Linked DNA regions of Homo sapiens: all the other regions are linked to region 1. The links are chromatin loops, found by intact Hi-C in ENCODE. Cell type or tissue: heart right ventricle. All regions are shown on one strand.

What was found. A loop is a pair of places that touch in the nucleus more often than their neighbours do. Peaks named below come from ENCODE experiments on the same cell type or tissue, not always from the same donor. Only the 100,000 strongest peaks of a DNase experiment are listed, where the experiment ranks them.
Region 2: it touches region 1 in a loop (5-fold over the local background); 46 of 110 quality-filtered maps call a loop at or near these places.
Region 3: it touches region 1 in a loop (15-fold over the local background); 44 of 110 quality-filtered maps call a loop at or near these places.

Annotation. Positions count from the first base shown.
Region 1 is chr21:34,509,484-34,511,983 of GRCh38, forward strand. It overlaps KCNE1 (potassium voltage-gated channel subfamily E regulatory subunit 1), which reads right to left. Exons shown (of 4, transcript NM_000219.6): 2 at 1,618-1,832. Among named protein-coding and RNA genes, the nearest start is that of KCNE1, 1.5 kb to the right of the region's middle. In heart right ventricle, a CTCF peak has its summit at 1,234 (motif pointing right); a DNase peak (open chromatin) is centred at 1,258; H3K27ac peaks cover 610 bases.
Region 2 is chr21:34,581,833-34,584,332 of GRCh38, forward strand. All of the region lies in intron 1 of RCAN1 (regulator of calcineurin 1), which reads right to left. Among named protein-coding and RNA genes, the nearest start is that of RCAN1, 32 kb to the right of the region's middle. RefSeq lists enhancers at 286-786, 787-1,287. In heart right ventricle, a CTCF peak has its summit at 1,151; DNase peaks (open chromatin) are centred at 879, 1,044 and 2,297; H3K27ac peaks cover 2,500 bases.
Region 3 is chr21:34,601,858-34,604,357 of GRCh38, forward strand. The region is part of intron 1 of RCAN1 (regulator of calcineurin 1); the gene reads right to left. Among named protein-coding and RNA genes, the nearest start is that of RCAN1, 12 kb to the right of the region's middle. In heart right ventricle, CTCF peaks have their summits at 1,367 (motif pointing left) and 1,588; a DNase peak (open chromatin) is centred at 1,374; H3K27ac peaks cover 1,180 bases.

The DNA.
Region 1 (2,500 bases):
CTCGCTCTGTCACCCAGGCTGGAGTGTAGTGGCCCAGTCTCAGCTCACTGCAAGCTCCGCCTCCCAGGTTCATGACATTCTCCTGCCTCAGCCTCCCCAGTAGCTGGGACTACAGGTGCCTGCCACCATGCCTGGCTAATTTTTTGTAATTTTAGTAGAGACAGGGTTTCACCACATTAGCCAGGATGGTCTCGATCTCCTGACCTCGTGATCCGCCCGCCTCGGCCTCTCCCAAAGTGCTGGGATTACAGGCGTGAGCCACCACGCCTGGCCCCTTTTTCAACTTTTATTTTAGGTTCAGGAGTACATGTGCAGGTTCATTATTGGGGTAAACTTGTGTCATGGGGGTTTGTTGTACAGATTATTTCGTCACCCAGGTACTAAACCTAGTACCCAGTAGTTATTTTTTTCTGATCCTCTTTCTCCTCCCACCCTCCACTCTCAAGTAGCCACTGTGTCTGTCAATCATCCTTCTTGATAAACTCAAAGTCAAACGAGTCCAGATCTTACCTACATCTGCAAAATCAATTTTTCCTATAAAGGAACGTAATCACAGAAGCACTGTCCCACAGTAGTACGAGTGCTGAGCCGTTGTAGGCAGAGAGGGTTGTCCTGCCCACACTCAAGGGGAGAGAGTGCAGGGCCAGTTCACCCCTCACGCGGAAGTGGCAGTGCTGGGGGCTCACTTCGTGCTCTGCTCACCACAACTCCAAACTCACAACTTTATTCCCACCAATCCCATCCCCTCCAGTCCAGGGGGCACACACTCCAGCAGGACTTCAGCTGAGCCCAGGGAACGCTTTGCTGACTGGTGATGAGGGACCTACCTCTTCACACCCATGACACCCACCCGCTGAGCCCCTCACCGGGGCTCCGAAGGCCCTGGTCAGGTCACCTCTGGTCTCACTTTCCATTCTCCCCTCCTTCCTCCCCTCCAGCCACAGGGTCCTTCTCGATGTGCCCAGACATGGTGGGTGCACACTTGTCTGACAGCCTCTCTTCTTTTCCCTTTGCTTGGAATGCTCTCTTCCCAGTTACCAAAGATACTCAGGCTCTCTCCCCAATTTCCTTCAGGCCCTTGCTCCAAAAGCTCCTTCCGGGTGAAGCCTCCCCTCCCATCCTCCTTAAAGCTTCAGCCTCTACCTGGGACACTTCCTCCCCCACTGCCTGCCTCCTTGAAACTCTCCTTAGTCCTCTTGCAGCCCACACAGCTGAACACAGGCAGGAGGGGGCGCTGCTGCCCTGGCTGGTGTGCAGCCACCAGAGGCTGAAGCTCACTGACGTCTGTCTGGGGCCCAGGATCACCTTCCTTGATTCCAGCTCTCTCAGGCTGTCAGGACCTGGCGCTGGGAGGCACTAGGCCATGCCCTGGCCTGAGGCCTTCTCTCTCCCTCTTTGCCCTGTGTCTCTGCAGGGAAGCCCGGCCCTGCCCCTGGGAGGGTGGGGGCAGACGTGTGGAGAGTGGGTGTACAAGGCCAGGGTTTGCCAGGCCCAGGACAGCCTGGCACCTGTCAATGGATGAGCGCCTCTCCCTTAGCCTGATGTCAGGGTGGGCATGAGGGTGGGAGCAGAGGGTGCCTAACTGAGGAAAGGGTCTGTGCAACCCCCTTCTCCTACCAGTTCTCGTTTCTGAAGTCTCCTCAAGCACACTGCGGTGTCCACACCATTGGCAGCAGGCTCCTTCTCTTCAGGTGGTCTTAGGAACTTCTCAGAACTTTTTGAGTTATCCTTCTGGTCTCTTCCTCCTGAGCACGGTTCTCCTGGTTGAGCTCCAGGCCATGCCATTCAACGCCCTCCAGGACAGGCCGAAGGGCTTGTCTGTTTGGTGGTTGCTAAGGTTTGAAAAAAGCCAGCTGGAAACTTAATCCCCAAAGCAACAGTGTTGGGAGGTGGGACCTAATGGGAGGTGTTTAGTCATGAGGGCTCCACCCTTATGAATGGATTCTCTCTCTCTTGTTCTCTCTCTCTCTCTTCCCGCCCCGCCCACCCCTCCTTCCCCAACCTTGTGATACCTTCCACCATGTCATGGCAAGAAGGCCCTTGCCAGATGTGGCCCCTCCATCCTGGGTTCCCAGTCTCCAGAACCATGAGCCAAATGCATTTCTGTCTGTTACAAATTATGTACGGTGTGGTTTTCTGTGATGAACACAGTGCTGTACCAGGGCCCTCTTGCCAAGACAGCCAGCTTATAGGAGCCTGCATGTGAGGCCCGGACGTCCTACAGAGCAGCAGTTAGAGGTCTGGCCTTCTGGATAGGCACTGCCCTGCCCTGCACACAGGACCTTGGTGGGGCATGATGGGGCTCTTCACCACGCTGCCCTCATTTTAGGAGGTGGGCAACCCTTTCTCCCCCTTCTCCATGTGCTTCTGCAGTTGGAAGAAGTGAGGGGGGTTCAGACACACTTAAGCTGAGCTTAGAGCAAAGCATGTCCCTCAAGGTGACCTTGCCGCATGGCCTGAACCTAGAATTCCCCTGACCAGGGTGGACAGCCATCACCAT
Region 2 (2,500 bases), 72 kb after region 1:
CGGGCTCTACAGTACTCTTGCAAAGCAACTGCCTCTCCATTTAGGTCGCAGAATTGGGGACTAGCCTTGTTAGTGACCTCCCAACTCTAAATTTGCTATCAAAATGCCAACAGGGCCGATCTCTTTCAAGCCAGACGAGTCATCTACCCTTGTGGGTAGCTTCTCAACTCATCATCCAAGGCAAGGTGTATTCTGGGCACGAGGTAGGGGAAGATGCAAGTTTCTCCCGGGGGTTGCTTTGGACCTAAAGAGGGGTCTATGCTCATTACCAAAGGCAGTCTGCCCAGCATAACCTTTGACACCACGGACTCACTTGAGCCACAGAATGTCATTTATCAATTTAATACATATTCATGAAGCAAGTGCTATTCTTAGGTACTAAGAACTTCCAAGCTCCTAAGGTACTGGGCACCTAGTGGTAAATGAGACAAAAGCCTTCGTGAAGCTGACGTTCTAGCAAACACAGACAACAGGCAATTATATACCCTGATGTTGGGGAGTGACCAGTGCTATGAAGACACTTTGAGGACAGATGGTCTGGGGTGGGGGGAATGGTGCGCTCGCTTAGCTAGGGGCTCGGGAAGACATTTCTGAGGAAGGAGCATCTGGGCAGCGACCTGGGAGGAGTGAGGGAGTAAGCCATGTGGGTATCTGGGGGAAGAACCTTCCGGGAATTCCAGGCTTTGAGGAAGGGACCACACTTGGCACATGGGAGCAGTAGCAGCAAGGCCAGAGTAGCCCAGCTGTGGTATTGGAGACGCGAGGAGGAGCTGAATCTGGAGAGGGCAGAGCGGGCCACGTCCTCACATGCCCAGGCAAGCATCTGGAGCCCGCGCTAAATGTGCTCAGAGGACTCAGAGCAAGAGAGTGGCCAGGTTTGATTCATGTTTTCAAAACACCACTGGCTGCTCCATTGAGAGGCAGAGCTCCAGAGTGACAAGAGGGAAGCAAGAATGGGGAGGCTTCCGCGATAACACAGGCAGGGGAGGACACTGGTTTAGACAGGGGTGAGAGAGGGAGGGTAAAAAGCAGAGGAGCCCAGAACATCATCTGAAGAGGCACCCAGGACTGGCTGCTGGGTTGGCTGTGCGGTGTGGAGATGGAGGCTGATGCCATTCTAAAGAGTGTCAGAGAGAGAGAGAGAGCCTCTTGCTGGTTGTTTTAGGAACAACAGTGTTGGCTAATAAATTCCTGCAGACACTCTGAATATAACTGAGAGAGCTCAGCTGGCTCTAACAGCATTATGGACTGAACTATGTTCATGTCCTTCACTCCCCACAAGTTTATGTGTTGAAGCCCTAACCATCAGTACCGTAGAACTGGACTACACAGTTGGCGATAGGGCCTTTTTTTTTTTTTTTTTTTGAGACAGTTTCACTCTTGTCGCCCAGGCTAGAGTGCAGTGGTGCAATCTCAGCTCACTGCAACCTCTGCCTCCTGGGTTCAGCGATTCTCCTTCCTCAGCCTCCCAAGTAGCTGGGATTACAGTTAGGTGCCACCATGCCTGGCTAATTTTGTATTTTTAGTAGAGACAGGGTTTCACCATGTTGGTCAGGCTGGTCTCAAACGCCTGGCCTCAGGTGATCCACCCACCTCAGCTGGAGATAGGGCCTTTAAAGAGGCAATTAAGTTAAAATGAGGTCATGAGGGTGGGGCCCCAATCTAATCTGATCGGTGTCTTTGTAAGAGGAGAGAATGTGGACACATAAAGGGACACTAGGCATGTGCGTGCACAGAGGGAAGACCATGTGAGGACACAGGGAGAAGGCAGCCGTCTACAAGCCAAGGAGAGAGGCCTCAGGAGGAGCCAAAGCTGCCGGCACCATGATCTCGGACTTCCAGCCTCCAGAACTGTGAGAGAAAAAAGGTCTGTCGTTTAAGCCCCCAATCTGTGGTATTATGTTAGAGCTGCCCTAGCACACTGATAGAGATAGCCTCAATTTTGCTTTGAATTGCTATGAGTTGACAAAGTTAACCACAAGTTAGAGACCCCATGACCATATCAGCCACTGCAGAGACCTGAAGGCTGACCACTGAAAAAACTACACCCTCCTATATCACACACACACACATACACACACACACAATTTATTATTACACACACATACACACATATTTGTTATTGATTATAATCATAAAGTCTAACTATGAGTTTCTGTTTACTCCCAATTAACTTGGAACAACTTTTCTTTGAGCCTCCTCCTGAATGGAATAAGGGAATGGTTGTTCCTGCTCCTACTTGGATTCCTGAAGATAGGACTGGCCAAGGACAGCCTGGAACAATCACAGCCTGCTGCTGTCATCGTGCAACAATTTGTTGCCTGTATTCTAGACGCAGAAAAATCTCACAGCTTATTTCAAGTAATCTCTATTAATATCCCTCCCTGGCCCTCAAAAGATATTAAGAATCCAAAGGGAAATCAGAAACTCAATTGTGCTAGAAATAGCCAAACTGTCTCATTCAGAATGCATTCACCAAACAACTTCAAAGCAAAATGAT
Region 3 (2,500 bases), 92 kb after region 1:
TTCAGGATTCAGAGATAACAGTGATCACATGTGTAGGTATAGACACCTTCACACTCACTGCACTCTCAGCTGAGCCATGAAAATTACTAAGATTAATAAGCAGCAACAAAACCTGCACCTAAAGAAAATAGATGCACAGAAAAATAAGCAAAAAATTAAACATTGACCTAATATAAAACTGGTAACAACATATTCATTGACATTAAAACAAGATCCTTCATAAAGACTAAATAAATATTTTCTGAGTATCTCCTGTCCTTGATACGATCACAAACGTTACCATGCTACATGCAATTCTCACAGCATCCTAGTAAGCCACCATCTAGACCTCTTTACAGACACAAAGCTGAAGATGCTCAGAATCTCAGGCACAGCCCCGAAGGCAGCCAGCTGGGTCCACTTCATTCCAAGCCACAAATGCAACACAGAATGCTCTGTGCTGCCTCTGCATAACCACCCCTTTCACTAAATGCAGGAAGTCACCCCCACAACCAACAAGCTCTATACCCGCACCCCATTTCACCCTGTGTCTAGTTTGAAAGATACATCTTGAATTTAGCTATTCTAGAAAGAGATACCAATACAAATGAACCCTGAATCACTTTCCAAACACCTGCAGGTGTTTCCAGGCAGTTCATGAACTGTAACACAGTGAATTTTTCTGAAGGGTGGTCTGTTTTGAGGGGCTGCACAGCAGTTTTACTGATTGCGGACCAGACCACCTGAGATCTACAGGTTGGGATGCATGTGAGGGAAGCTGTACAAATTCCCCAGAATCGTGACTCCAGCCCAGAACACTGTCACTACTTGACTAGAGTGGTGGTAATTCTGGAATCATCCGGGTGACCTGCCTACCAGCAAAAGCTTTTCCTTCTTAATCTACTGAGTAACCTAATACCTGAAGCCAGCTCAGAAAATTCCCATTATCTCTGAAATAAAATGTTTTCATCTGAGTTCTCTCTCTGTATTTCTTTATGCTGATATTTTCATATTTCATATTCTTTTCATAATAATGCTGATAATTTCAGTCATCTTCAGGAGGAGGGTCATTCCTTTCAAAAGTCTCCCCTTCAGGTGAGCACGTTCCCCTATTTGTATTCTAAACAAAGCGGGCAGCATCTCCCAGCAGCAGGGAATAGGTCCACTCAGGAAGCGGCTTTCTCACCTGCACAGTTTCTGCTGGAGGGAGAGGGGTGTCTCTCCACTTGAAAGGTTCAATTACACACTTATCTTTATAATAATAGCTTCTCTGCAGCACAAGGCATGACTTCTCCCTTCTGAAAGTGCACTTTGCCTTTGATGCCTGAAATAAAGTGTAAGTCAACCAGCAAGCTCCACTGCAGCACACACATGAAGTTACTGCCCCCCGGCGGCGACCGCTGGTCTTTGAACAGCATTGGACAGGCCCTCGGTGCAAAGCTCTCCGGCCCCTCCACAAGCTGGAGACTGCTTCTCCCTACCTGCGGCCTGGGGACAGCCTTCCCTGGCAATATTACCGGGTTCCAGCTGGCTTGGACTCCCGAAGTCCCCCGGTTTGTATGCTCCGGGTTCTTTTGGATGGCGCTGGGAAAGGGGAGAACATTATTCGTTGGAGAATTAAGTGGGCAGAGTAAAACCAGCAGGCTGCAAGAAAAAAAGACCTGCTTTTGAGTTTTGCTAGTATCTATTGAGCACCCTTGAGGAAATTTCGTCACCCTTCTCAGCACGAATTTCTCACTGAAGAGATGAAAGGCACAGCCTTGGAAGAACCTTCTGGTCCCAGGACTTCGAGAACCCCAGAGTCGGATATCCAGTTACCCCGGGATTCCACAGTGCTTATTATTTTTATAAAGGGTGAAGAAGTCTCCTTCATCTATGAAATGGGGAAATAATAGTATATATCTTAGAAGGCTGTAAGAAGGATTCAAAGAGATGATGTACCTAAAATATCTGGCACAAGTGGTAAGTGCTAAGTAAATAGGAGACCTATAATTGATTGTAAGTATAATTGATTGTAAGTGCTAAGTGAATAGAGGACCTATAATTATAATTTATCACTCAAGCTTCAGAGTGGGAGAGGGTGCTACTAATGATTTCACTTGGATGACAGGCATAAGCCAGGATGGACAAAGTGGATGAGACATGTCACCTTATCAATCAATAATTGCCATCATGACATTTGGAAAAGTCTTCAATGTTGGCAGATGTTTTGAGAAACATTTTACTCAAGTGATCTGGCCTTGTGAGGCTATTTTTGGCAAATCTTCAAGCAGTAACTGGACAGAATCCGTCTTGGGGTCACTTCTTTTTTCTTTTTGAGACACAGCTCTGTTGCCCAGACTGAAGTACAGTGGCACAACCTTGGCTCATTGCAACCTCCGCCTCCCGGGTTCAAGCGATTCTCCTGCCTCAGCCTCCCGAGTAGCTAGGATTACAGGCGCCCACCACTACGCCCGGCTAATTTTTGTATTTTTTAATAGAGATGGGGTTTTGCCACGTTGGCCAGGCTGGTCTTCAACTC